Regions from separate parts of the Homo sapiens genome. Here regions 2, 3 and 4 are each linked to region 1. A link is an interaction called in ENCODE POLR2A ChIA-PET data of the cell type or tissue named here. Cell type or tissue: HepG2. All regions are shown on one strand. Links, peaks and the distances in the headings refer to the core of each region. The heading gives the core; the rest is flanking DNA. Region 1 has its middle 14 kb from the start of TFB1M. Region 2 overlaps NOX3 (NADPH oxidase 3). Region 3 overlaps NOX3 (NADPH oxidase 3). Region 4 has its middle 7.9 kb from the start of MIR1273C.

Region 1 (7,650 bases), core at 1,729-5,728:
GCAACAAGAGCGAAATTTTGTCTCCAAGAAAAAAAGAAACTAGGACTTCAACTAGGGCATTTTAAAACACCACAATTACAACATAGGTTTAATAATAAAAAATAAAACACTAACATCCAGTGATCACTCAGTGTATAATAGTCCTTACGCATATAAAGTACTTTATAGAATTATCTCTTGTAATCCTTCCCAGCACCAATGCATACAATGGTTTAGGTTGGACATTGCATGAGAGTAGCACAACTAAAAAGACTGTCACATCATAGCCCTTTTTATCATTTTGAAGACTGTTCATATTTTTATCATAACTTGGCTAACTTTAAAGATGACAGAGCTATATATTTATGAAGATAGTTTACTGACAGGTGGCAGTAAAATGTCTTACTTAATAGGATTGATATATATTACATTTTGCTTGGACTTACAAAGGAAGAATATATTTGATTATTAAAAGATCTTGATGATCTAACAACATTCAAAATAACCTACATTTCTAAATAAGATTTTTTTCTCACTGAAGTACTAACTGATTAGTATCTTAAATTTTTTTCAAATCTTTATACTTCATATACTCTGGCACTTGTCTTCTGTACTCAAGTAAGATAGCAGAGTTCTATTTTAAGTATACAGGCATTTTCATTATGATACAAATAACTAGGTAATAGCTAATATAATTTAGCATCAATAATATACAAAGTATGTATTAAATTGACAAATTAGAGATTACTATGTAACAATCTGCTGATTATATTAGAGCACTTGTTTATTTGTTGCTATGGAAATTTTATAATTAACTGCTGTTAAAATTTTTGACTTGTTATCTATAAATTTGATTTTCTAATTGTAATTAAAAATTCAAAATGAATATTACATTGTTTAATCATTTGATGTACAGTATTTATTCAGAATGACTTTATGTTTGTATAATTGTAATTAATGATAGTATATAATATACTAACTTCAAAAGTTCTTTTTTCACTTGAGGAATGAGAGCCTTTCTCTAATTCACACAAAGGTGTCCTGTGGGCTAGCAGCAGCCTTGATCTTTCAGCCAATTTCATGATGGAGAAGATACTGTTATTATCTCCTTTTTACAGAAAGGGAGGCTTAGAAATGTTAAACAATATGCCCACATCACAGAGATAGCAAGTCATGGGGCAAGATTCAAACCCTAGCAGTTTGAGCCAGAGCTCAACGTAGGCAGCGTAACTCTCACTGCTGAATAGCAAGGTTTGAGGAATTACAGGTATCACCTCCCAAAAAGGACCTCCCATACCTTCCGGTCCGGATGGACATTTCTCCCACCGATGTCACTTATTGATTATGCAACAAAAGTGAATGCATTTCTTCCGGAAGATCACAGTGGTGACAATAGAAGCTGATCAGAACTAGCAAGATGGAAGAGTCATTCAGTGTGGATTTCCAAAAATATGTGTATGTTTCAGGAATTGATGAGAAGCACATTTTGATGAAAAACAGACCTAGATTCAAATTATTCCTCTGCCACCTACTCAAGAACCCTTCCTCTCAAACTCCTGGTCCCCCTCCAGCATACAAAACCACATCCTATATATATCTCCAACCATTCACCTGTCCAAGCCAGGAACCTGGGAATCAGCCTTGACACCTTCCTTTCCCTCCCCACCCCACTTCTTCGCACCCATCGCCAAGACCTGTCCTTGACTTTGCAAATATCTCACACACATGTTTCTCACCCTGTGTACCATTGCCACCCTGGCCTCACCATTATTTCACCCCAGAATTACTATAATACCCTCTTAACCACTTTCCCTTCTCACACTCTGACTCCTCTCCCATTTGCTCTCCCCACTGCACCCAGATTGACTATTCATCTCATCAAAGAATGCATTCCCTTAAAACCTGCGAATGCAATGCCTATCATTTCTAAACATCAAGCTCTATCCTAGCCTACACAATCTTACAAGATGTGCCACCTCTCCTTCTCCAGTCATCTCCTCTATACAGCAGACCTGCCTGCTGATTCTCAGATACTCCCAGCTCCCTCCTACACCAGGGCCTTTGCACATGCTTTCTCTTTGGACTACCTAACACCCACGTATCTTTCATTACTCAGCCTCACCATCAGAACCTCCAGGTACGCGCTCCCTGACCTTGGCCTTTCCTTCATATCTCTCCTCACGTCTACTGGCCCAAGGGCAGATCTGGTCATTCTGTGCTAGCTTCTCCTATACTGCATGTTTTGTTTTTTCCTTCAGAGACTTTATTACAGGTTGTAATTATACATTGATATATGGTTATTATTGGTTAATGTCTGTCTTCTGCCGTGGACTATAAGCTACATGTGGGGACTATAAGCTTGTTCAATAGCACACAGAACTATGTAGCTATGAGCAAATTACTTAAACTTTCCCAAAAAAAAAAAAAAACAGTGTGGGGGAACAATACTGCCTCAAAGGTTTTTGGCAGGCTTAATCAGCTATGTAAAGCACTAAACAGAATAGGCTCATTTACTCGATACATGGTAGCTATTCCTGCTGTTATTCCCTACAATATGCTGTGGGCCGTCAGAATTTGTCCTCATTTTAAAATTGTTTCTAGTCTCGTAAAAAGGGAAAACATTCACACAAATAATTAAAACACTATAGGATAAGAGTCTATCACACTAGCCAACAGGAGGCCTGACCTAACAGGCTTTGGCCTTCGCAAATGTGAAGTCGCCGACATTCAGGATACCTTCTATCATCTCTCCTTTAGGGACCATCAGGATCCTGCTGCTTGGATCACAAGCATGGCATTATCAAGAGATTGGCTCAAACACCATCTCCTCAGTGTAGACCTTCGTGATGCTGCCAAGAAGAATTAACACCTTTTTCATCCCATGTCCTCCAGCAGTGTGTGTCTGTGTGTGTCCCTATTAAGAAATTGAAGTTCCTCAAAGGCAAGAATCATGTTTTTCATTTCTATATTCCTAACCAAATCAACTACAATAAATGCCCAAATAAGTTTCATTGAATGAATGAATGAATGAATGAATGAATGAAAAGGAAATTAAAATTACACACACAACAGTGGATATGTAGAAAAGACAAGCACAGCAAGAGCAACTAGGCTGCCCAGGGAGGCAGTATGCAAGTCCAGAACCTAGCTTATGTTCAGAGGGCTTTCAAAAGACAGATCAAAGGAAGTGGAGCCTGGGCAAGAGGCAGCCCTAGTCTGTTTACTCTTCAGTCACTTTGTAACTTACCTGCTGCCCCCACCCCAGGTCTGCTTTGACATGAGATCTTTAAATGTTGAGGTGGGAAGGGGGGAATCGCTTAACTGCTATCTGATTCTTCATCTGTAAAATAAAGCTACTGACACTGACCTTCCTCATAGAGCTATTGTGTGGGATAATTAATTAATAATTGCAGAATCCTTTAAGAGTATAAAGTGCAACATAAATGCTAAGCATAATTTCCACACAGTCTCTGCTGGCTCTTCTCAAGCACATTCCGGCGGCCTCGGGGTCTTTGATCTGCTGTTATCACCTGCAATAGAGCAAACAATGCCTTTGTATCATTAAGCAAATACATAATGAATGGTATTCATTGTTAAAGGTTACTTAGCAATATAACTTTTTTTTTGCCTTTTGAATGGGAACATCCACCGGTGAGAGGATTACGTAAGCTAATAGCTAATGTATCAAAGGAAAGGAGAGAAAAGAAACAGCCATGGCAACCAGAGCAATAGGGCCCAGGCTTTGGCCCTCAGAAGAAACCTGTATCCACCTAGCAAAAGGAGGATAAGGACTAACTGGGAGAAAACCAGAGGGGATGGTGAACAGAAAAGTCAACAACAGGAAATGGCAGACTGTGGCCTAGTCATCCTCTGGCTGTCAGATCTCGGCTTATTGCATGAGACATAATCTGCCATCTTCAGGAGTGTGAACCTGGTCCTCTTCGAGTCTCTGGGTTCTTCCCTTCATGCCGAGTGGTGCTTTGGTGGGAAAATTGTGTTTTTCTTTGAATATAACCTTTTCTAGAGATAGAGGTGGGCGGCACTATGATCAGAGAACCTTTATCCTCTGCATTCCTCCCAATGCTCGGCTCTTCCCCGAGAAATGGCCCTCAACCCAATGCAGGGGCAATGGCTAGCCCCAGGAACAATCATCCCAAGATTCTCAAGGTAAGTGAGACAGACCACCTCCTCCCATAAAATGCAAAAAAGCTCACAACTTGTTCATTGGCTCACTTGATTTAATATCAAAAGATTGGAACAGTGTTACAATTCCCTTAAGTGTTCCTTTGAGATTTAAACAAAAGAAATAACAAATGTTTACTGATTTGGTTTGGATTGTTCAAGTTTAGACTTCAGTACTCTAGCACAGTCTTAAGGTATTTGGTAATTCTACAAGTTTAATTTTTAAATGTTAGAGTTAACTTTTATGTCATGTTTTTCAAAAACTATGTGAATTTACAATGTACTCCTCTCCCTATATTCCTTTAAATAATACCCAAAACACAACTCTCATATACCCCTCTATGTTTTACTGCCTTGGCTACAGGGATTTTATGTCTCTTATTTGGCATTGCTGTTTATTGTCACTTCCCCCATAATTCTGGTTTTTGCTGCCCTGTTTTTTTATCCTTTTGAAAGTCTTTCTTCACTATGCTAAGTCAAACTTTGAAACTCTTGGTAAATGCCATAAAATTTTTCTTAACATGGAACAAGATCGCCACCCAGTGGCCATGCTGAGCTTCACTCTATGCATTTTTCCAGATTTTTCCCCTCACACTTTTATTTATCTGGACTGCAGAACAGAGGTGTCCTTAAAGAATAGCCCAGCCCCTTCATTTTTCTGAGGAGAAAACTGAAGGTCAGAAAGGTTAACATTTGGTCAAGTCCACAATACCACAATAAGACCCATGCCTTAGGCCAGGCTTCAGTCCTCATGTTTTCAAGGACTACCTCAGAACTGGAGGTGACCTTCAGGATCAGCCAATCCAAGCCCTCTAACATACAGATGAGGACACTGAGGCACAGAGAAGAAAAATGGCTTCTCAAGATTTATGGAGCTGACTAAATGGGACAAAATTAACACTTAGCCTGATGTTCATTCTCCTACTTAGACCAATCTCATTTTAAATATTTTATTTTCCCCCTTGGATTATCATAATTCCAGCCTTTAATAGGTGACCATAGTAGATGAGCATAAAATGGTCAGCCCTTGCCTTCCTCAAAATGAATAAAGTTATGTAATGGGAACCGTCAGAAAGGTAAAATTCATTCTCATTAATGAACTGTTCATTGTTGGTATATCCAAAAATATTTCACCACTTTTGTTTATACTTAGGAGGTGATAGATTTAATTAAAGGCAATTAGAAATTCTAACTATGCCTTCTTTCAGTTTAAAGAGAATACTTGGCCAGGCTTGGTGGCTCACGCCTGTAATCCCAGTACTTTGGGAGGCCGAGGCAGGCGGATCACGAGGTCAGGAGATCGAGACCATCCTGGATAACATGGTGAAACCCCGTCTCTACTGAAAATACAAAAAATTAGCCGGGCATGGTGGCGGGCACCTGTAGTCCCAGCTACTCAGGAGGCTGAGGCAGGAGAATGGCGTGAACCCGGGAGGCGGAGCTTGCAGTGAGCCGAGGTCGCGCCACTGCACTCCAGCTTGGGCGACAGAGGGAGACTCCGTCTCAAAAAAAAAAAAAAAAAAGAATACTCATCTCTGGTTCAAAATGTCTTGATTCTAGAATTTCAGTACTTGGATTTGAACACTTCCTCTGGCAAGTTAGGGATGACTTCACATTGTCCACTAACTTCAAAATCCTCTTTATGGCATGAGAAAGATCCACAACATTGAAGAGTCCTTATCACTCTAAATAATTCTGAGTTCCTAAACTCAGGTGAATAAGATTCACAGAGGGTAGCGGATGCTGCCTGGCTTTGCCCCACCCCAGATCCGTATGGTCCTCCTGAGTTCATCTGCAGCTGTGATCCAGGCAAACTGACAGCTCCCCACCTCCCCTGCTGTCTTCCATGCCTGGGGGCTTTGGAGCCTCCCCAGCTTCTGGTGGGACAATGCTGAGTTGGGCTGCACACGGTTTTTCAAAAGATCCCCTGGGATTGAGCCCCAGTTGCCCTGGAGCCCTAACATGAAACTACTCCCTAACCCCTGGAATTGGCCTTTCTCCTTTTCCCATGGCATTTTCCCGACTTCCTCACTTGTGCTTCCTGGGATTACCTCTCCAGGAGGGGCAATTAAACAAACAACCTGCATCCACACCCTTGCCTCAGGGCCTGATTTTCAGGGAATACAAACAACTGACTCTGCATTGTAGAGAAGCCCTGTTTTGCCTTGATGACACATCTAGTCTCTAATAATGGTGTCCCAAGAGGTTGTTCAGTCTGGCCTTTCTCCCTGTATACAAGCAGATTAACTAGGAAGCATGAGAAGTTGAAATGTCAGGGCCTATCACTCGAACAAGCCATTTTCAAGCCTTGGGAAGGGCTCTAGAAATCTACTCACATGGTATATGTTTTTGTAAAATTTACAAAGGCAAGACATTTTAACCCTAGTCAGTCAAGACCACTGTCTCTTTTCAGGTTGTATTCTGGTGACGGAGAGTACTTTGGGAATCTAGCTAAAGGGGAAATTGAGTTAGAAATACACATTTTAACTGAAATTTGGCAAGATGTTTCAGAACATTTCAGTAAAATAAATGTAAAATTACAGACTCCTGTTGGGAGAATATGGAGTGTTCTTTCTGCTATCTTTAAATCAAGTATTTAAAGAACTGAGAGAAAATGTCAATAAAAAAGTAATAGAGTAAGACACAAAAGCAACAGAGTGAGCAATAAAATCAATAGAAATTATTTCAATATCAAGAAGTAAATTGCAACAAAAACATTCAGCATATCAAATGCAGTCAGAAGAATAGAGTAAAAATAATGATAGGCTTATGGATTATTTGATAACACAATTAATAAACACAAGTGAGTCATGTGAATACACTGGAAAAAATTAAATACCCCAATTTTTTGACACCAAATATTGATATCAATGAATAAAATATAAACTCAAAATACATCACCACAATGAGTACACCTATGACAAACTGGTTAATGACTGTCATTAATTCAAAGTACTCAACATAGGATAGTGCACTAGAAAGCTTGAAATGCCTTGAAAACAAACAGATCATATGTGCCAAAAACTTAATAGAGGTTTCCAAATTTGAGAACAGTCCTAACAATTTACATGACATTGTCAACTATGAGTTGTGAAAGCTATATGAAATGTTTCTAAATTATCAAAAATAAAAAACAAACTGTAATCCATCATGGTAGAAGAAAGACTAAATTATCTTTCTATTCTCTCTATGGAATGTTATTCCTAAAACATTATCATATGAAGATGAAACTAAAGAATTTGCTTTCAGAAATGGAAGGGAAAAATTATCAAAGAAGTCTGAAAGTAGGAAATTCGATTAAATATTAGGCTAAATAAAATAAAATGTATTCATTTACTTTTAAAATAAAAAATATTCTATTACTTTTCAGGATGTTGTTTTTTGTGCTGTTTGTCATTAAGTATCTGTCATTTCTTGTCAGTCCTTTTCTTAGTCCAAATAAATGGTTTTGATACTTAATTTTACATTTATAATGTGGTATTCTTTTCT
Region 2 (7,650 bases), core at 2,263-6,262, 70 kb before region 1:
TGATTTTGTCCCTGGAATGCCAGATCCCTGGGAAAAGACAAGCCTTCGGTCAAAAGCTTAGCACCACCCTTTCAAAAGGCTTTTAAAATGACCTCCTTAAAATAATTTTGTTTTCTGCTGTGTAAAAGGAGATTTATGTTTAATGAAGCTTTTAATGAAGAAATCTCGGAAAGAGAATGCCAATAAAATCTAATTTTTAAACAAGAAAATCTAATATTGAGAAGTATTTCAATATCCTGGCCTTTGTCCAGATGTAAATGAAACACACAATCCAATTACTGTTCTGCACAAAGGACAAAGTAACATTAATTTTCCTCGGGATGGTTATTAAAGAGATAAACAGTATGTTTTCCCCTTATTATGTCAAGGATATGTTTGTTCCCAAGCCTGCCTGGCTACTCTTACAAGACGGTTCTGTCCTGTCGTTAGCTCATATCTTTTGGCAAAGATGGGTCAGAAGAAATTGGTGGATTTGTTAGTGGCCTCAGAAAAGGTTCTTTGTTCTTGAGGGCCTTTGAAGTAGGCTCTCAACCATTTCTATTCATCAGCACGAAGCCGAGGATTCTCCGGACTTACTCTTTCAAAAATATTTACCTGTTCACTCAAAGCTGGAGTTTGTTCTTGTTCTAAGAAGGAGTTAAATCAAAAGAATAAAGTGAAGAGGGGCAAAAAGATTTTTTATAGAACATGAAAAACAGGACCAAAAATAAAGCTTGAAGGGAAGCAGATCAAAGAGAGTAGTACAAGCTATAAAGGAACCAGAAAATTGCAAAAATAACAGTAATAGAGAAACAAATTGATGGGCATCAAAATGAATACAAATAAGGGAGAGAGAAGAAAAATTAAAAATAGATCAAAGGCTGACAGAAAATAGAAAAGTGTGTTCTATTGTTTTTGTTTGTAATTAATTTTGGTAATTATATTAGCTATATTACAAAAACACAAGTATAGTTTTGAAAGACAGTCAACAAATATTAAGTGGATGCATTATAAGCCTTTTATTGATATATTCAAATTCACATGCATGTGAAAATTGTATAGTATTTCAGTTAGATAAAGCACAGAAAAGTACTATGAAACAAAAACATTAAAAATTATTCTCCCAATTAAAATATAGTAGGCTAATTAAATACATTCATTGCCATCTATGTCTTACTAATCTAGAGAAAGGTATCTTTTTCAAAAATGGAAACTGTATTGCATTTTTTGTAAACATTGTCAATACGTTCACAAGCTTTAGGTAAATGTTCAGAAAATCAGGAAAATATTTCCAAGAAGGTAGACAGAATGAAAATAAAAATACCGTTGTCACATCTAGTTACTTTTTTGATAAACACACATTGTACGGATACTCAGCTTTCTGAATTTGTGGATCAGTTGCTTTTAATTAATTGAATAAAATAATTTTCCATAGGCCTTAAATCTTTGATCTTACCCTTCAGATAATATTTGTAGTTTTCTACTTTTGACCTATCTGTTAATAACTTCACCACGCCTTTTAGGTGTAAATTTGATGTAATTAATTACCATAAAAACTTTAAAGTTTGGTCATTTTTTTTTTTTTTTTTGTAATTTCAGTAGACGTATTTCTTTTAACTTTGAAGAAAAAAAAATAGAAGAGTACTACCATTTGTTAGAACAGTTTAACCCAACCTAACGATGAAGAAAGGTGTCAACTTACCATATGATTGGGGGCTTCTAATCCATATTGCATGAATGTATTTTAGACCACCTATTGTTTTCAGAAACGTGAAAATACCTTTATACTAAATTGAGTAAATGTGTCCATCTGGACCCACATTTGCTTGTGTATGCACCCTTCAATTCTCATTTGTATGTGCATATGTGCAAAATGTTTTAAAATGATATTTTTAAGAAATTAGCATTCTGATTATAGCATACAGGGCCCTTTATCTAACAGGATATCCTAAACATTCATTATGTGACTAAAATGTTCAGAATACTCAAAGAAATAGACTTAAATGGAAATACAACACATGATAAGTTACAGCTTCATGGGAAAAATAAAGACACCATAAACTTATGATGAGGAAATTGTCAGCATATTCCCATAGTTCCTTCCCATGAGAGGGCATCAATCTCTCTGGTTAGACCCAAGTGAAGATTCAATAAAAATTGCTGAAATTACTCCATTTGTGGTAGGGGGGATTGGAGAGATGGGTGAGTACAGGGTGGATTTATCATTATACTGCAAAATTTCTTCAATGGCATTACCTATCTATCAAATTATTAGTTTGGCAAAATATTTGGTTACTTATGCATGAAGGCATATATATGTTACTGTTTTATTGGGGTGGGGAAGGGTTGGCAAAAATGGCTCTACCATTCCCTGGGATCGGATGCTACAAGTCATCTGCTTTCATTTTTCTTCCCCATTTGACCATAAGCTTCTCAAGGGCTTATAGCTATAAGCAACTTTATCTATGCACCTCAGAGCCTAGCAAAATGGCCAGTATGTGCAAGTGGCAGCACCATGAGACCAATGAGGGAGCTGGGACAAGTGTCCGAACAGCACAGTTCTGGCTGCCAAAGAAAACAGAGCCTGTGGAGTGTGGGCAGGAGCAGAATCACAACAGTGAGCCTGGTTAGGGACATCTGCAGCAACTCATGAGCAACTGAGTAATTAGGACACAGAGAAAAGTAATGTCGTAGGCTGCTACAAATTAACTGGGAGATAGGTTAAAAAAAAAAAAAAAGCTGGCCAGCACAATTATCATCTGCGGTTCTGAAAAAAGAAGGTGTTGTACAAAATATAATTATGTGATGAATCATTTGGAGGCATTTCTAATGAAAAACACTCACTAGAAAGGATTAACCAGAAGTTGTGTCCATTGTCTGATACAGAGTTTGTAGCTCTCATCTTCTTTCTAAGCCTCCATAAATCCACGGGAAGCTTCTGTTTATCGATTTTATTTGCAGAATGCACTCAGGGTATAAAGTAATTTGCTTTTTTTTAAATAGGGTTTAGGGTCTGCCCCTACAGGGTTATAACTTACCAAGCATAAAAGCCAACACATAAAAACAAACATACAATTTAAGGAGAGAAGGGCTCACGGCAGCAGAACCTGGGAATTCAGCGAGGTGGTGGGATCACTCCCGGGCGCACCCACACGCCCATATATCTGCTGGGCTGAAATCTCCTGGTGGGTGATATTTTGGATGCCTTTCATGCATGGCATCGCTGAACTGTTTTTGAAAAATGCACCAACCCCACAGAGAAGAGCACAATAGTTATTTAGCAGACATAGAGAGGGAAAGGAGAATTTTCTTTATTGTTTATCAGAGCTAAAAATAATGCTGTGAATGTTAGCCATCTTTGCAGCTTGTGTAAAATTTGTCCTTTTCTCATCAAAGTCAGCAGCCCAGACTGATCAATGCCATTAACATTGTCCCCGATCCAGCTCCCCCATGCGTGTGCAAGCTCTGTGGCTTGCAGGCTGTAAACTGAAGAATAGCACCTTGCGTTTTTATACTTCTTTTGCGGAGAATCTCTATTTAATTCCAAGCGATTGTGGGTAATTAAATTTTATAGAAGAATTTTTTCTTTACCAACCCCATTAGGGTTCTGTTGCACTTGTCCGTTGCCTCATAAAAGAAAAAAAAAAAAGGGAAGCTGCCACATCTGTCCCTTAAACACTTGGCTTGGATTCTCTGCCCTGTGATTCACAGTATGCATTTGTGACAAGAAGTTCTCCATACTTGGAGTCACAAATGCCGAGAAGAGTAAGCCAGGCAAACTGCTTGTGCTGTCTGTGGGGACAGTGATGCACAGAGAGCCAGTGAAGGGCTGACCTTTCCACCTTAGCAGAAGGTAGATAATAAATGGCCTTTGTGAGACTTTTTGGTGATTGCATCACCACGGCGGATATGGCCCCTGAGTAAAGTGTGGACTTAGCTGTGCAGTGTGATAGCCACAACTTCAAAAGACTCAGGGGAGCTGTGAACTGCTGGGGACACCAGGAGAACACCAGGCAGCAGCAATCAGAATCCTTTGAAATGGAGTCTTAAAGGCAGAGCATCAAAGGGCACCATCAGGTCTGCAGTTACTGTTGCTGCAAACGAAAGAGCAGTCTTAGCCCATTGGAGTGGGCCAGTGGGCAATCTCTTTGGTGACATCTACACTAATGGAAAAATATCACCACCCATAACAGCATCTTTGAAAATAGATGCAAGGACACCTCTGGGCATCAGACACAAAGCAAAGCTGTGACTCCTCACTGGGAAGGGTCTCGCCTGATCCATCTACCATTCAAAATGTTTCAGTCCAGAGCTCAAAAATCTAGTGCTGATCTCAGTAAGTCTACATAATCACCTCTGTGTTAACACCCCGCACCACCTCTTCTGTTCAGCTTCACGGAGCAGGCAGACACCAATAGCCATCGCGTGGGAAAATAATATCAGGAAGCTAGCCATTCCTGAGAGCACACCATGTGCCAAGCACAGGACCAGCGGCCAGACCTGCAATGTCTTGCTTGATCCTCACAGAGATTCTCGGAGCTAGATTCTATAATTCTCCCCATTTTATAGATGAGAAACTGGGGGCTTTGTGAAGGTAATTGACATGCCCAAAGTTACCCAGCAACGAAGTGGTGGAGCCAAGAGCACTCTTAACCATTGCCTTTTATTTCCATAAACACCTCAAAATCTCTTCATTAAGCCATAAACTCATACCTTTCCATGGGAAATATTTTCTGAAAAATTACTTTCTCAAATTTAGCCATGGGAATGATTTCTTTGAAAGTAGTACTGCTACATTTTAAACATATTGTCATTTGTAAATTAAGCCATTGATAAGTTCCTTTGAAGCTGGAGTTTGAAATGCAGGGGAACCATCAATTTCTACTGTGGATGTGATGGTCCTGGAACACACAGTTAAAATGTGGCTATGACACATGGCAGAGAACCATGTTAACATATGAGCTAAGAAGAACTAGGCTCTATAGGCACTTCCCAGCAAGATCCATGTCTGAAGAAACAGAGATGGTATAGTGAGCTGGTCCTGAAGCCCAAAGAATGTCTTGATGACAGTGTTTCTCAAAGTGAGGCTCACAGGGCGATCTGCCTCAACACCACCCGAGATCCTCACTAAACATGCATTCCTTGGATTCGAGCCTAGGAATCTACATTTCAACAATCTGCCTAGATGATTTTATGCACAGTAAAGCTTGAGAACTTTTGATCCACACTAGAGTAACTAATTCAGCTTATACTAGAGATTGGAAAAAATGCTACAAAGAATAGTAATATTCAAGACAAGAGAAAAAAGACATGGTCTCTAAAAATCTCTATAGAGACTGATGCACCCCAACTTCCAGAAACAACTTTGAAACCCTGTGCAGATGTGGTGTTTATATGTAGGCTAAGTTGCAAGGCATTTGAGCAGCTCTGGGATAGCCACTATATGCAAAAAGTATCTCTCTGACATAGTTTTCTGAAATGTCAAGATTAGAGATGACAACGTTTGGGTGACTATATTTTCAGCAATGTCTTTTTCTTTTCCAGCTCTCCCTTCTGGCCTTCTTTGAAAATTAAAGTAATTCCAACAGGAGAAATTAATTAAATTGCTATTACTTTAGCATTAATTTTATTATCTATAAAAAGGCAGGGCTGAACAGGATATTAGTGATAACTAACCTTTTTAAAACCCTTTTGAATGTATTATCTCATCTTGCTTTTGATAAAACATACAACGTAGTCCTTATCATCTTTTCCACATGCAGAAACTGAGGTCTAGTGACTTGCCCAAGACCACGCAGATACTACTCAGGAAAGCCATTTAGTCATTCATTCAGCAAATGTGTGTTGATTGTCCACTGTATGCCAGGCACTGTTCCAGGTGCTGGAATAAAACAGACCAGGTTTATGTTCTCAGGAAGTTAACATCTGGTCACGTATCCAAGAAGACATGAATCAAGGTCACCTGGCCAAAAAGGAGGTCAAGTCCAGGCATTGTGTAAGTGGCTGCAATCATATAGGTCAGGGATTGGGAAACTCTTCCCATAAGGGGCCAAATAGTAATCATTTTAGGCTCTATGGACTGTATGGTCCCACTCTCAACTACTGAACTCTGCCATTGTAAAGTGCCAACATTGCAGGGTGTTGTATCAAAACCCCTCAACAGTTTCATGGCCCCTTTCCAGCCTCAGTCTTCTTGGCTCCACCTCCCTGATTAATTTAGGGGAGGATGCTGGGAACCTAGGAGAGAGCATGGTGCTGAAAGTAGGTAGAAAAAAAGAATCTAAGAAAAAACGACATGGAGGGAGAAAAATAAATAAGTAAAGCCACAACCACTTCATTAATCTTATCATTGTCTTGGCTTCTGGCTGGCCTTGCCTCCTGGTGACATTTTATTTCCTTTTCTTACCCCTACTGCAGCAGCAGTATTGGCGTGTTCTTCTGTGGACCTAAAGCTCTCTCGAGGACACTTCAAAAGATGTGCCACTTGTATTCATCAGCTGACCCCAGAGGTGTTCATTTCTATTACAACAAGGAGAGCTTCTAGACTTTGGAGGTCAAGTCCAGGCATTGTGTAAGTGGCTGCAATCATACAGGTCAGGGATTGGGAAACTCTTCCCATAAGGGGCCAAACAGTAATCATTTTAGGCTCTATGCACTGTATGGTCCGACTCTCAACTACTGAACTCTGCCATTGTAAAGTGCCAACATTGCCACAAACAATAACGTCAATGAATGGGCATAGTTGTGTTCCAATAATATTTTACTGATGGACGCTGAAGTCACATTTCATATAATTTTCTTATAACATGAAATTTTTAAACATTGTAAAAGTCACTTTTCGCACATCGACCATCCACACACTCAGGGGGCGAGCTGGATTTGGCCTGTGGGCTGGAGCTTGCTGACCCCTGGCATAGGCTGTCTTTCCCAAACTTGTTTCCATTCCCTACATTACATCCAACACGGAGACTCACGCTGCTTCTTGGCTTGAAGTCTCCTTTAGAAATCATTTCAAATTTTCATTTCCCTGATGGCAGAGACACCCACCTTATATCCAAACCTGATCTTTTCTGCTTTAAACTTAAGCTCCTTTTGTGCTTTTGTTCATCCTCTGTAGACCGGAGAAATCACCAATGGAGGTTATCTTTCACAAAAATCCTTTAGATACTTGAAAATGATAATCAAATCATCCCTTTCCTATCCCTTTTCTGGTCCAAACAATACTAAATTTTTAACCTTTTGGCCTAGGATATATATTCAAGCCCTTCCATCATCTTGTTACTCTTTTTCAAATTCAATTCCATCTCTTCACATCCTTTTAAAATGCATTGAGAAGCGTGACTAGTATTGAGCAAAAGAGGGACTTTCTTAGAGCTTATATGCCATATATTTACAAATAAATTTTATGTTTTCTTTTCTTCCTTCTTTCTGCCTTCCTTCCTTTCTGTCTTCCTTTCATATTTCTTTCTCAATCTCTTTTAACAAATGCTTGTTATTCTACCACATTTTGGTCTGTGGTCTTCTTAACACTTATACTCCTACTCAACTTCTGCCCCACAAAATAACTGAGATTTTTTTTAATTCCCATTGCGCCAGTCTTTCTATACTATGCAGCTATTTTACTCCCAAGATGTTTACAAAGTAGTCCTCACATCTTATAATTCTTGCTAC
Region 3 (7,650 bases), core at 1,309-5,308, 120 kb before region 1:
TATTCCACTTTGTATGTTCTACCTTGTGAAAGAAAACAAAATGGAGGTAGCGAGAGCAAGGGAACATGTAAGACATGAACTTTAAAGTGTGTGACAAATACTGGAGAGAATAGTTTTTACAAATTCCCTCAGAAGCTGCCTCTTGAAAACCATCTGGGGCTTTCTCGTACTCCTTCATTAGTTTCTTCAGCTCTGTTATGGGAGACCTGGCAACAAGAATAAGTAAATAGTTTAATATCTTTGTTCATTCAATCAACATACTTAAATTTAGTTTAACAGTGTCAAATTCTCATGTGGAAATCAATCTAACAGAAAACAAATTGCAATCAACAACTCATTACAGAGAAGAAGAACGTTATAAAATATAAAGCCAGGCGTGGTGGCTCACGCCTGTAATCCCAGCACTTTGGGAGGCCAAGGAGGGCAGATTGCCTGAGCTCAGGAGTTTGAGACCAGCCTGGGCAGCATGATGAAACCCCATCTCTACTAAAAATTAGCTGGGCATGGTGGCGTGTGCCTGTAATCCCAGCTACTTAGAGGCTGAGGCAGAAGAATTGCTTGAACCCGAGAGGCAGAGTTTGCAGTTAGCTGAGATCGCGCCATTGCACTCTGGCCTGGGTGACAGAGGGAGACTCTGTCTCAAAAAAAAAAAAAAAGTTATAAAATATAAAAACTTATCCTGCAAAAAAGAAGTTATAAAATATAAAAAACGTATCCTGCCTTCTCTTTCTGACTATCATATATGGATTATGCAATGGTAAACACATCAGTTAACTTGGTCCGAAGCTCAGTTTCTATTTCTGTAAATTGGGAACAGCTTCACTCCCTGTCTGGAGTGCCCTAGTCTATGGAGAGAGAATTAAAGAAAGCTAGGAGGAGAGGAGTAAGGGTCAAGGGGCAGAATATAAAAGGAGCATTTACACCAACCTACAATGAGGACTCCAAATGTTGTGATCAGCCAGAAGCCTTAGAAACGGTTGGACTCTAGATTAAAGACACCAGGTAAACCATTCAGAGTTTTATCTAAGCCCATAGAAAAAACTAGTTTTCAATTAAAAATCAGGTATGATAATTGCTCATTAGTCAAACGAAGCAATACAGCTTGATGGTCAAAAGATGGGGCACCGAGTCACGCAAATCACTAAACCACTTTCATCACGAATCAACAGCAAATTCCTTAACTCTTTGAATACTGGTCTGTCGAATGAGAAGAAGGCTGATACCTGAGGAGGGTTAAATCAGGTAATATGCCTACAGCATTTACAACAGTGTCTGTTGTATAGTAAATATTCAATATGTTTGCTATGAGACGTACTACCTGCTTTTTAAAGACGTCGAGATAATTATCAGAAAACAGCAATTAGGAATACTGGACAATGTTTGTGTTCAATTTAGCAAATAGTTTCCATTTTGCATGTAGCATATTGGAAAAGACTCCTGCTAGATAAGCCTTTCCAGCTTTGTGGATGCTGAGGCTAAACAAGGCAGCACCTTCATAGACATGGCTGTATATTTTGACAAAGCACCTAGGGAGGAAACATAGTACTTCGTGGGTGCTAACCTCTCTGAAGCCATAAGGAAGCAGTAAACATCACGATGCGGAAACACTATCGAGTGCTTTGCCTTCTTGGGTGAGCCTCAACCTGAAGTATATTTGACTTGATTTTCAACTTAAAGGCTAAAGAAAAATGTGCAATATATATATATTATATATATATATATAGCATATATATATTATATATATATAGCATATATATATTATATATCTATAGCATATATATTATATATCTATAGCATATATATAATATATATATATAGCATATATATATATATATGTATATGTCAGCAGAGAAAACACTACTCCAACAAGGTTGTATTTATAGATTGATTTTCCTACCCTTTCATTACCCCTTCTACCTTTCTTTAATCTCATTGTCACTAAGCAAATAATTGTCAAATACAAACTGGTGCTGAGGTTTCAAGGATGAATAAAGTCCATCCTTGAGAAGTCAAAGTTCATCAGGGGTGCAGGGATAAATAGATACTGCAACAGTAATATCTGAGAAATGCTATGGTCATACTATCATTTGTGCTGGTGAAATTGAAGAATGTGTGATAGAAGTCAACTTTTGAAGTGAGTTGTAAGGCATGCGTAGAAAATTTTGCAAATCAGAAAAGGGAGTGATAGCAGGAACTCAGGTGACAAAGAAAAGAGGTTGCATAGAAGATAGCATTTCTAAATAAATCTGCTCCTAGGACCACAGGGACCAAAATGACACGAATATTCTCAGAAGTTCTTGCTGTTTCTTTTTCCCCATCACATCTTCTTCCACACCTCAACCCACAATGTACAACCACGGAGGATCCCGTAACTCACTCACAACCTGTATAGACTTTATGATAGTCATAGGCCCTGCTACTTCTCACTGTGGGTGCAGAAGAAAAGAAGATATCAACTGGGAAATTATCTATACCCCGGGCAATGAATTCTCATTTCACACACGAATCTGATCCCAATGGCAGTTATCAACTGGCCACCCAGCGGGAGTTTCATTTGCAGGAAAAGCATCGGTATGTTGTTGTCTAGCTGTGACTGCTGGCTTCCCAACAGATTTGGAAAGAGCAGCATCAGACACAGAATCCTCAGGCCAGACGATGCTGGGTTCTTAAGCTTGTTCTCTTCATTTAGAATTTAGACACCACCAAGTCCCAGAATTAGAAAGCTCCATTTACTTCTTAAGAATATACAGAAGGTACATTTAGTTCCATAAATAATGGCTTATTTCAATCCACCAGAAATAACACATGCAAATTTATGTGTGAATGTGTATGTGCAGGGGTATATATACATATAGAGTAGTCCCTCCTTGTCTGCGGGGTATACATTCCAAGACCCACAGCAGATGCCTGAAACAGGGGATAGTACTGACCCCGACTGCCATCCATCAGAACATGTTCCTTTTCATGTCTTCCACCCACAAATGTAATGCTTTTTTCATCATAAATAAGCACTTATCATGCATTGTGGCTGTAACTTTTGCAGTTTGAGGTGTGACAGCGAAACTAGCACAAATGTCTTTTTTCTTCTTCACAATTTCAGATAGAAGATTTGTTCTTACCGTAGATCTTAGCAACTTCCACATACAGTTTTTTTCCTTTCCTTATTAAGTAGAGAACTTTCACCTTTTCACTTAAAGGAAGCACCTGATGGCTTCCCTTTGGTGTAGCCGAATTGCCAGCATCACTACTTTTCCGCTTTGAGGCCATTTTTAAGTAAAATAAGGATGACTCGCACACAAACACTGGGATACCGTGACAGTTGATCTGATAACCAAGAGGGCTACTGGATATGCTGGACAAAGGGATTATTCACATCCCAGGTGGGACAGAGCGGGATGGCATGAGATTTCATCATGCTACTCAGAATGGCATGCAGTGTAAAACACAAATTGCTTATTCCTGGAATTTTCCATTCAATATTTTCTGATTGTGGTTGACCTCAGGTAACTGAAACTGGAGAAAGTGAAACTTTAGACTGGGGGGACTACTGTATACTAAAATGTGGAAAGGAATAAACAGAAAATAGAGTGGCTGAAAGAGAACAAAAACAATATCTCTCCTGGTATCTATCATTTACATTATATACATACATATCAGCATGTATAATGTACAGTATTCTAGAATAATGCTTTCCGATTTCTTAAGAAGTTATATATACTTGTTTCTTTTAGAATTATTTCATATATAATTATGCTGAGATATCATAACATTTATTCCACTTCCATGATAACTATACACTTTAAATTATGATGAACTGAGATTTACTTTATTTATTAATATAACTTAAATAAATGTGGAGATTTTTGTACAGTATCATATACATACATATCAGCATGTATAATGTACAGTACTCTAGAATAATGCTTTCCAATTTCTTAAGAAGTTATATATCATTATTTCTTTTAGAATTATTTCATATATAATTATGCTGAGATATCATAACATTTATTCCACTTCCATGATAACTATACACTTTATGATGAACTGAGATTTACTTTATTTATTAATATAACTTAAATAAATGTGGAGATTTTTGTACAGTATCTTTGGAAGTATTCAATCCACTCCACTCAAAGCACTGGGAAAGATGTGTAAATACATCACTTTTCCTTGGAGATTACAAAAACCAGAACAGAGAAACTTGAGCACAGAGACACTGTATTTTTTAGTAACTAGGGAGAAAGCAAGCCACAGGGTGCATGTTTGGTGTCATCTCCTTGTCCTAGCCATCCACATCGTGGCGCATTTCTTCAACCTGGAACGCTACCACTGGAGCCAGTCCGAGGAGGCCCAGGGACTTCTGGCCGCACTTTCCAAGCTGGGCAACACCCCTAACGAGAGCTACCTCAACCCTGTCCGGACCTTCCCCACAGTGAGTTCCTGCATGCTAACAAGCTTCTCCCCTGAAAAATCCGTCCTTTTCCAGTCCTCTAATCAGGAACGCTATATTGAAAAGCTTTTAATAAAAGAGCTGGAGAATGAATTTATATGTGAATTTGTTTTCAATTTCACATTTTCTAAAAAGTTATTTTTTTCTCATTAATGTTGCTGGGAAGTTATGAGCAAGGAGAAAAAGATATGTCACCTAATTAATTTATATATATATACACACACACACTAGAAACGCAGTAACCTGTTAAATTCCTAATATTTTAAAATTTAACATTTTAAAAGCAGTTCAGGATTAGATATTTTTTCACTGATGTTAGACTCATAAAGAAGGTGAAGTGCCAGCTAAACACAGAGATTATAAATTGGATGTCTTCATTTTCAATCTGCAGATTGTTTTCCGGATCTGTTCTCCGAATGCCTCATACATTGGCACATATGTGAATAGCTGCTTTGCCAAATCAGATACTGGGCAAAGCAGCTAATTTCATAATGAGACCTGCATGGCCAGTGACATCATTAATGCTAATTACCTGTGTGCACAGACTGTCAGCAGCTATGGGGAACAAAAAGAAAACCAAAAATGTAGCCACAGCAATCTATGTTCCGAGATGAAGACGGTCGTCTCCCTTAATTCACCCCTACCTCTTTCTTTGTGGTTGATCTCAGTTTTTTTCCACATACCACCATATTGGCATATGTGTGCAGCACGTTGACCAGACTAAAAATATCTTTATTGCCCAAGAAAAGCCGTAAGGCAATACACTTCAGCAATGAAAATCCCTCCATTCTTATCCAGGCCATCTCTTTAAGTGACCATTTCCCCATGCAGCCTTATTTAAAGAACAAAAACTCAAAATCTGGTTTTGGGACACTTGTTCCATGTCATGTCCCCTAATTAGCCTAAGATAATTTTCAATATCAGGCCATTGATCAGGTTTAGTTGAGCTACCTTTTCTTTTATTTTTTATTTTTATTTATTTATTTTTTTTGAGACAGAGTCTCACTCTGTTGCCAGAGCTGGAGTGCAGTGGTGCGATCACGGCTCACTGCAAGCTCCGCCTCCCGGATTCACGCTATTCTCCTGCCTCAGCCTCCTGAGTAGCTGGGACTATAGGCACCCGCCACCACGCCCAGCTAATTTTTGTTATTTTTAGTAGAGACGGGGTTTCACTGTGTTAGCCAGGATGGTCTTGATCGCCTGACCTCGTGATCCGCCCACCTCGGCCTCCCAAAGTGCTGGGATTACAGGCGTGAGCCACCGCGCTCGGCTTGAGCTACCTTTTCTTAGCTGACAGCTATTGGAAGCAAAAATTTCACACTTCCGAATCAGAACTACAGCTGCCCTTATGAGTGGGGATGCCTTTGTGTCCGTCCATTGAATCACAGCATTTGTCTAGGCACCTACTGAGGTTGCTGTTTTTCCCCACTAAGACGCTGGAAAATCCATTGCTACACACACTCAAGAATAAATCTCAACATTTTGCATAGTCTATATAATAAATAGTATTTATTAAAAATACTTTTCAAGCAATGTGATTATATATCTTACTAGAAAAATAATAAAGCTACTACCAATGCAGTAATTTCAAAATTTTAGAAGCAATATACTATGTAAGTACTAATTAAGCTCAGGAAACCCTCTAATTTAGGGTATTTGGAGAGAGATGAGTATCAATAACACAGAGTGTACATTATAGAGCATTTTTAGAGATGCAGTGGGATTGTTTTGGAGGATACATTGCAACTGTAACCAGTCTATAAATGTGTTGCAAGAAAGAGACATGGCGATTTGCCTTAATAGGCAAGGAAGAATGATGTGAAATTAGCATATCATATGATGTAAATGGATTTCTAAAATGCCTGAAGGTACTTGAGAAGAAAATATTTTAAATGTTTGAGACATACCCCTTTCAATTTTATTTCCACTCTTTGCTCTATGAAGAAAAAATAATGAAGAAGTCCCTGTCCGAATTACCTCCAGATCTCAAAGCCGCCCAAATTAATGAGATTTTACTGACAAAAGATATAGTGAGTTTATTGAGCTCATGGCCGTCTCAACGATAGTAACACAATGTATGAATACTAATGACTTGGCAAGAACATGGGAAACTCACAATGAAAATAAACTGCTGTGTGATGCTATTCTAAAAGGCTATTTTACTGTCCCTTGCACTCACAGGTCAGAATTCTGGCCGTTTAGCCGTGTCCACCAGATAAGAATAGCTGTACCTTTATTGATCACCTAGGATTTACCAAGCCTTATTCCAGGCCCCCGGAGATGGCGTGAAAGAAATGCAAGTCATGGTCTTTCCAATTAAAAAGCAAGAGCAAGGAACAACTACCAAGGGAACTGAGTGTGCAGCTGCTTTATTAGGAACGCCCCAAGGGACCTCTCAAAAAAATGTGTTTATTAATGTTAAAATGCAATTAAGCATGGTGATCCACATAGTTATTTTGAAGATTAAAAACTTAAAACTCAGATTTATTTTGCAATATTTTATCTTAAAATGCTCTTTTCATGCTGCCCTAATTTCAATTCAACATAATCACTTTGGTTTTTTTTTTTTTTGTTTTTTCTTTTTTCCCATTTTGTTATTGTTGTTGTTGTTTTAGACACAGGGTCTCACTCTGTCTCCCAGGCTGGAATGCAGAGGCAGCATCACGGCTCATTGCAGCCTCACACTCCTGGGATCAAGTGATCCTCCCACCTCAGCCTACTGAGTAGCTGAGACTATAGGCTCAAACCACCATGCCCAGCTTTTTTTTTTTAATTTATTTATGTGGGTTTTTTTTCCAGTATAATAACTTTGATGTGAAATGATATATACAAAAATAAAAAAATGTGATTGATGAAATGGTATTTTACGAAATTTTAGCAAAGCAAGTAACCACCGTAAGCTGGTGGGAAGGGGGTGGAAGAGTAAGCTCGCTTCTTGAGTTGCACCTGCATCCTCGCTGAGGCTAACGTGCTTCTGAGTGAAACATTGTGAACGGCTCCCTGCTTGAAATCTCAAGTACTGGTCCTAAAAATGAAAAAAAAAAATATGCCAGGATATTTAATGTCAAGGTGTTTTTTTTTGTTTGTTTCTTTTTTTGTTGTTGTTGTTTTTTTTAGAACACAACCACTGAATTGCTAAGGACAATAGCAGGCGTCACCGGTCTGGTGATCTCTCTGGCTTTAGTCTTGATCATGACCTC
Region 4 (7,650 bases), core at 2,424-6,423, 480 kb after region 1:
GTGATAAACCTCAAAATCTGCACATTTTCAAAAATGTAACATTTGTTATTAGAAGCCAACTGTTGGTCATAATCAGTTTCATTATGGCTAAATAAAATCCCTGTAGGCTCTACAACCATTTGAAGTTAACTTGAGTATGAAAAGAGAAGTGCTTTGGATACATTACCAATTCTCTTCCAAACAGAGAAAATTCAAGCTGAATTCTCTTTCAGATCTGCTACATGTACTAATGAAAGGACAAAAAAAAAAAGATTCCACATTCCAAAGACCAATGTGGGCGACATCATTCAAATGTATCTCTAACTGCAACCTGACCTGCACACATGACGCCTCATTTGATGGTCTAAGATAGGGAGCATTTTAGAAAAAGTCCATGAGCTTTACCCAAAATCTGACTTCAAAAATAATATGCAGGCCTACATCCAAGTAGGCAAACACATTTACTGAAGACAAACTTGTTCACACAGCAATCATGGTCATCCCTACAGCTGTTATGTCTCTATTCTCCCAAAGGAAACAAAAATGATTTGGAAACATGCCAAGGAGCAGTCTAGACACAAATAATTCAATTATAGTTAGCAAATCTAAGGCTTTCAATACCCAGCTCACTTCTTAAGCTACAGACAGAAAAACAACTCTGTATCTATTGTTACAAGTTATTAAGTCAAATTACTTCAGAGCCAACATTAAGCAAATCAGATTTTATTATACTAGACACTTCAATTAATTGAAAATACTAGGTTTGAAATCACTGACTGGGTCAAGTTCCAAAGTGAAAATATTTATGAGACTGTTCTTTTATTTTGTTGTGTTTTGAGACAGGGTCTCACTCTGTCACTCAGGCTGGAGCCCAGTGGTGCCATCGTAGCTCACTGCAGCCTTGAACTCCTGTGCTTAAGCAATCTTCCCACCTCAGCCTCCCAAACAGCTGGTACTATAGGTGCACACTACCACTCCTGGCTAATTTTAAAGTTGCTTTTAGTAGAGACAGGGTCTCACTATGTTGCCTAACCTGGTCTTGAACTCCTGGCCTCAAGTGATCTGCCTGCCTTGGCCTCTCAAAGTGTTAGGATTACAGGCGTGAGCCGCTGTGCCCAGGCTGTTTTTACATTTCTTAACAATATGGATCCAATCTTTGAAAGTGCTCAATATTAAAAAGTCAGAAAGGCCATATGCATTGATTTCCATGTTCACAGGATATTTTAGTCTAATATATTTGGATCACATTGGATATTCATTCCTGGGCCCATTATTTCATAAACACGAAAACTTGATTTCAAAAAGAATCTGGATATATTAAGGTGGTAAACAATGCTTGTGCTTTTCTAAAACAATCTTTTTACTGGGTTCTCACTAGTTTTGTTTTCTTTTGGAAATAACACAAATGTATGAGTCCTTTTCTTTTTCTGACTTCTTTTCAATTCTGTTCCCTTATAAAATTTCTTCCTTCAAAGCAGTTCAATAAAAATAAATTGCCCCTTTAACATTTTTTTAAAAATAAAGTTTTAACATCTGAAAAAAATTAACTGGGTTGAAAGGCCATGTAGTAGTATGTTTTTAACAATAATTTAAAACAATTTTGACAAGGTCAAACCTAAAACAATTGGCAAAAGTTGTAGTTATTCCATTTAACAACTCCATTAAGGATTCCTTTCCCTATACAGAGGTAAAAAGAAGGCTAAAATATCATTAGGGCATTATGACATCTATAAAATTTAGAGCTAATAAATGTTATCTGTATTCCTCTCTGATTAAAAATACTAACTCAGGAACATAAACATGTGAATGATTAAATTGCGCAAGATGTGATTTTGCATCTCAAGGCAAGTGAAGACAAAGAATGGTATTGGTATGGTGTTAATCAAGGGGCAGTAACATGTAACAATTCACAAATCATCCTAAGTACTAAATTGTATAGTACAAACTAAAAAGACACTGCAAACTAACATTAACGACTGTTAATAAAGGCATACAATTTTATGTGGTAAATTGCTCCATGACCAGGGATGAAGAATAGGTTTCAGATCTAATGCTAAAACTGTGACTTACAGTGGCTGCCTGGAGAAATGTGAAAAATATTGGGTAAGCAGTAGAGTCCTGGGATAGATTAATGGTATATGCCACACCTGTGAGATAGAGCATGTGTCTCTTGGGAGAGGGAGAGGAATGTTGGTGCACCTTTTATATTTTTTTTTTCAAGGATCTAGACAGAAACTGGAGTGTGGTAGCACAAGAAGGTTAAGTTCCAATACTGATGGACATTACAATGTTAACTTTCCCCAGGCTCAAGGTTTTTTCTATCGTTCAACTTGTGGGAAAGTATGTGAGTCTGTCCTCTGGGGCTTGAAAGATTCTTAATTACAGATGAAAACTAAGAACAGAAGGATTTGGGAAACCCAGAAGCAAAGGTGTTAGGGTCTCAATAGTCCTTTTACAGAGGTAAATTACAGATTGTACTGTCTTTTGAAAGCAGAAAGGTAGAGCAATCATTAGGGTGGCACGAGGGCATTGAGAGTGCTATGCATTGTCATTTACTCAATAAGTTGTAGTATTAAAGACGGCCCACGGGTGTGCATCAGGCTGTATGGGTAGGAATATTCTAGAGGTTTTTCTTTCCTGGGCTTAATTCCCCAACCAGATAAAATACCTGATGTTTAAAATTTTGGGTTTTTAAAAAAATCACCCCAAGAAACCTTCTGTTTAACATGTCCCTATATGTACTCTTAATATACAATTAGCCGAACGTTATTTTTATTCCAATGAATCAATCCTGAACATGCACACTGACTCACTGAAAAAAAGCACCTCACTTTGCATTCATCAGTATGATATAAAGGATTTTAGAATAGTGGTTAACAAACCAAAAGTCACAAAAAAGCACAACAGAAGAAAGGTTTCTCCTTGCTTAAAAAGGTCAAAGGCCAATAGCGGACACATGCCTGTCCACTGCTGTACCACTCTCAGCCATGGGTACATCTGCTCTCTCTTGGAAGCCTTGTACAGTCTCAATTAACTTTTGGCAGATGGTCTAAACAAAGTAGCTAAAGCAAATCCACAAAATGAACCACAGTACCCAAGCGACTAAGAGCAATGGGTACTAATTTGAAACAGCACTGTTAGGTTATAATAAATCAGAATATGAATCAATGACTCAAAAATGACTGAAGGTTAGTATATTTTTCAGCCAGCTCTCAGTAATATTACTGCTTTGAAAATTACAGGTGATTCTCTTGCTTACTCTCCTCTACCCTGAGTATACATTTAGTATTAATCTCTGGTTACTGGAGAATTTACAGATATCATTATCCTATATTTTATTTATTGAGACAGGGTCTCCCTTTGTTGCCTAGGCCAGAGTGTAGTGGCACAAACATGGCTCACTGCAGGCTCAACTTCCTGGGCTCAAGTGATCCTCCCACCTCAGCCTCCCGAGTAGTTGGGACTACAGGTGCACACCACTATGACTGGCTAATTTTTATATTTTTTGTAGAGATGGGGTTTCGTCATGTTGCCCAGGCTGGTCTCAAACTCTTAAGCTCAAGTGATCTGCCCACTTCAGCCTCCCAAAGTCCTGGGATTACAGGCATGAGCCACCACCCTGCCCAGATGTCATTATACTAATGAAGACTGAGTTGTTCCTGATGAGAAAACGTATCAGTCTTCAACGATCCAGTTCTTGCTCTCCCTGTAAGTGGACTGAGGTGAAAACGGTTTGATAGTCTCTTGATCCGGAAAATGCCACAAAACCATGCAAATCAAGAGGTTCAAGTTGTCATGTTCACTCAAGAACACTTGTGAAAATGCCCAGGCCATTAAAGGTACGCATGTACAAAAAGATCACCAAGTTATCCGAAAGATGTCACTTTACAGAAACAATGTGTACCATTTTGACATTACAGGGTGGAGTTGGTAGGTGTGCCCAGGCCAAACAGTGGGCTAGACACAGGGTTGGTAGCCCAAAAACAAAGCTAAATTCTTCCTGAACATGTTTAAATACACAGGGAGTAACGCTGAACTCGAGGTTTAGATGGAAATTCTCTGGTCACTGAGCACATCCAGGTGAATCAAACACCCAAGATGTGCTAGCCACTGTCCTTTCAGAGCTCATGGTCAGATTAATTTGTATGTGAGCTCCCTCGGCTACATGGAGATGATCCTCGCTGGAAAGAAATTATTCCTAAGCCATAATTGTTCTGTGGCTGCACAGAAAAAAAAAGATATCCCAGAAGAAACTGAAGAAACAAAACTTACGACAGGGGCATAAATTCAGAATAAAATATATGCATACATAAGTAAAAAAAAAAAAAACCTAAATGCTAAGAATTTGGTAAACAGATGTGAGACTTATGCAGAGAAAGAAGATACTGGTTTTAAGTTGTCTAATTCCTGAGAGAATACTCAAGGTACCATAATAAAAAAAAAAAAAAGATCAAAAGAAAATCTACAAGGCTTACTTGAAGGTTCTTTTAAGGTATAGAATACGCATATGCACGCATGCATATATGTGTATGTATCTACACACGTTATTTCCAACTATGAGCTGTATTAGAATATTAGAAACTAATTTGAAATGTTAAGCTAAAAATGTAAATAGCCAAGAGAGAAACAAAAGTAAAGTCAGATTACTCATTGAGCAATTAAAAGTCCTTATCATGAAAAATTAACCTGGCTCAGGCCAGGCCAGGCATGGTGGCTCACACCTGTAATCCCAGCACTTTGGGAGACCGAGGTAGGCAGATCACTTGAGGTCAGGAGTTTGAGACCAGTCTGGCCAACATGCTGAAACTCCATCTCTACTAAAAATACAAAAATTAGCTGGGCATAGTGGTGCACACTTGTAATCCCAGCTACTCAACAGGCTGAGGCACAAGAATCTCTTGAACCTGGGAGGTGGAGGTCGCAGTGAGCCAAGATTGCACCACTGCACTCCAGCCTGGGCGACAGTGTGAGACTCCATCTCAAAAAAAAAAAAAAAAAAAAAAAAAAATTAACCCTGCTCATCCATTCCCAGCTGGAATAGATGCTCTTGTTCAGTGTGCCTAGGTAGGTATTTTACAACCAACTAGACAAAAGGCAGTGTTGCATAATTACTTTCTTTTTCCACCAGGTCACCAACCACTTGAAGCTACAAAAAGGAATGAAGAGCTATCGTAACTGCTTATAACAAAGGGAAAAGTAGCAAAGTATTCCTCTAGAAAAGCAAAAAAACCCAAAAAAAAACAAAAAAAAAAACCCACAAAATACCTGAAAGGACTTAATGACTAACCACAAAGTGTTAGCCTCATTCAATTATCTGAATGCAGATATCATGACTGTGCAAGATATAGCTACACTATTCCTATATATCCTCTTAAAATCACTTCCATCTGATGTTTGGTGGCTTAGAAAAAAACTAAGGTCATACTCGTGTTTACAGTCACAGGATAACTACAATACTAACATAGCTAAAGAGGTTGGTTGGGACAAAATTATTTCTATAACTTGTAATGAACTCTCCCCCGCATCAGAATTTCTCCTTATCCATTAACACACACACCCTACTATTAAGAGAAATGTGAGGGCAACAATATTATCCCCTAAAAAGTCCATCTGTTATGTTTTTAAGCTCTGATAAGAAATTAAATGACTGCTTTACATTTAAAAGTTCAGATAAGTATCACCGTTGTGGCGCTTGTGGTTCCCACTGGGGCCAAGATCCCTACTGTTTTCCTAAACTGGCTATTACGAATGACTAGATTCCAGAATTAGAATATACATATCTAGAATCCCTACATTCCATAACTGCACAGATTTTGCTATCAGTCCTAGTTAAGTAAGTTCATTTCTCTCCCCCAAATAGATATTTCTTTTAAGGTCTCAAATTTTATTTGACAGACTTTGGGATAAAATGGCTTTAAATATGCTTTTCAAATTCTCTGTATCATATGGAGAAGTATAACAATCTTTAAAAATTGTCTAAATATGGTGTTTCATACAATGGACTGAGTCAGACACAATTTAAGGAAATGGTTAATTTATTTCAGTGATAACTTTTTTATCATGAATATATTCATGGGAAAAAGATATCTTTTTCCATTTCAAAAAAATTGGCCTCTTTCAAGTCCCATGGAAAAAATCTACTCTTAAAACTTTCCTACTTAATTGAATAAGAAAATCAGCTACACTGTCTTTAACCAGTTAATTATTACTATCTCGACATATTTAGACAATTAATAAAAGGAAGGAAACTTTCTAATCATTTTTCCTGAAATTAGATCACAGTCATCTCTCCGTGACAGACCCACCATCTGGGACAACAGGAAGCATGCCAATAGCCTAGTGAATTAGACAGCTGTGTTTAAAGGTTGGTACTAAGGACCAGAAACTCAAATAGAGCTCAAAAAGTTGAGGCTTTGGAGACAGAACTATACAACTCCATTTTTCCCCAAACTTTGGGTTGTATACTCAAATTTGCAAAAATAATTTAATTGATTGCAATTAATCTACAACACTAACTTAGATGTCCCAGTCTCCATTAGCCATTATTGACAATTAAAGCAATAGTGAATACCTATATAGTTCCACGTGCCAAGCAGTGTTTTAATTGCTTTGGTGCTCTTCAAAAACAAAACAAAAACCAGAATTCTCCATTCAGATTTCTATATAAGTTATAGGGGGCCAGGCGCGGTAGCTCACACCTATAATCCCAGCACTTTGGGAGGCTGAGGTGGGCAGATCACAAGGTCAGGAGTTCGAGACCAGCCTGGCCAATATGGTGAAACTTCATCCCTACTAAAAATACAAATATTAGTGGGACATGGTGGCACACACCTGTAGTCCCAGCTACTTGGGAAACTGAGGCAGAAGAATTGCTTGAACCCAGGAGGCGGAGGTTGCAGGGAACCGAGATTGAGCCATTGCACTCCAGCCTGGGAGACAGAGTGAGACCATCTTAAAAAAAAAAAAAAAAAAAAAAAACTTTTGGAGTCCTTGTTATAAGGCACCTACTTAGTAAGAACCTATATACTTATATAGTTGGATTTCAGTCAGACCCAAAGCTGTTTTTTACTTAATCAAATAGATTTTGCTAGTTAATACTGTGAGAAAATTTTAAAAAGTATTAGACGTCTAATAATATATAAAATACTGAACGAATTGGTTAATTTATTTGGTAAATAAAACAACCATTTCTAATATGACACTGAAATGGCAAAATGATAGTCACATCACACTAGGGAGAAAATTTTAATAAGCAGACAAAACAAAATGATAACATTGTCCATTCTTTCAAAGCACTGACATACAAAAGTGAAAAGATACAACAGTGCACATTTTCAGGGTACCTATGTTTACTGAAGTCTAAAAACTCCTCCACCTTTAAAAGTCAGCATTATTTCTTGATGGAAGAAAAATACACAGTAACTTTTTGATGTAATACTAATATTATTGGGTTTTCTTTGCAAATTCCTTTAGTTCAAGTATTACTAAAGAAACATAAACATATGGACATTACAAATTCAGCTAAAAAACTAGGTAGTGCTGACTATCCTGTTTAATGGTAATATATGTATTAGGTATTTAAATTTGATTATTATAACACAAAATAATTTTAACATGGAATTTCTATAAAGATGTATTTTGTCACTCTACAGTGCCTGCCTCTTCCACTGT

The links. Peaks named below come from ENCODE experiments on the same cell type or tissue, not always from the same donor. Only the 100,000 strongest peaks of a DNase experiment are listed, where the experiment ranks them.
Region 2: POLR2A ChIA-PET joins it to region 1 with 47 read pairs; 11 of 35 experiments call an interaction of 5 or more read pairs at or near these places.
Region 3: POLR2A ChIA-PET joins it to region 1 with 14 read pairs; 4 of 35 experiments call an interaction of 5 or more read pairs at or near these places.
Region 4: POLR2A ChIA-PET joins it to region 1 with 11 read pairs; 4 of 35 experiments call an interaction of 5 or more read pairs at or near these places.

The regions. Positions count from the first base shown.
Region 1 is chr6:155,324,748-155,332,397 of GRCh38, reverse strand. No RefSeq gene overlaps it. Among named protein-coding and RNA genes, the nearest start is that of TFB1M, 14 kb to the right of the region's middle. In HepG2, for the core only: a CTCF peak has its summit at 4,694 (motif pointing left); DNase peaks (open chromatin) are centred at 3,187, 3,557 and 4,687; H3K4me3 peaks cover 2,008 bases.
Region 2 is chr6:155,395,709-155,403,358 of GRCh38, reverse strand. NOX3 (NADPH oxidase 3) reads left to right here. Exons shown (of 14, transcript NM_015718.3): 13 at 6,397-6,550. The coding sequence ends at 6,523. Among named protein-coding and RNA genes, the nearest start is that of NOX3, 56 kb to the left of the region's middle. In HepG2, for the core only: no CTCF peak of the experiment used is centred there; a DNase peak (open chromatin) is centred at 3,898.
Region 3 is chr6:155,440,055-155,447,704 of GRCh38, reverse strand. NOX3 (NADPH oxidase 3) reads left to right here. Exons shown (of 14, transcript NM_015718.3): 5 at 4,287-4,432; 6 at 7,568-7,650. Among named protein-coding and RNA genes, the nearest start is that of NOX3, 12 kb to the left of the region's middle. In HepG2, for the core only: no CTCF peak of the experiment used is centred there; a DNase peak (open chromatin) is centred at 3,384.
Region 4 is chr6:154,841,681-154,849,330 of GRCh38, reverse strand. No RefSeq gene overlaps it. Among named protein-coding and RNA genes, the nearest start is that of MIR1273C, 7.9 kb to the left of the region's middle. In HepG2, for the core only: no CTCF peak of the experiment used is centred there; no DNase peak of the experiment used is centred there.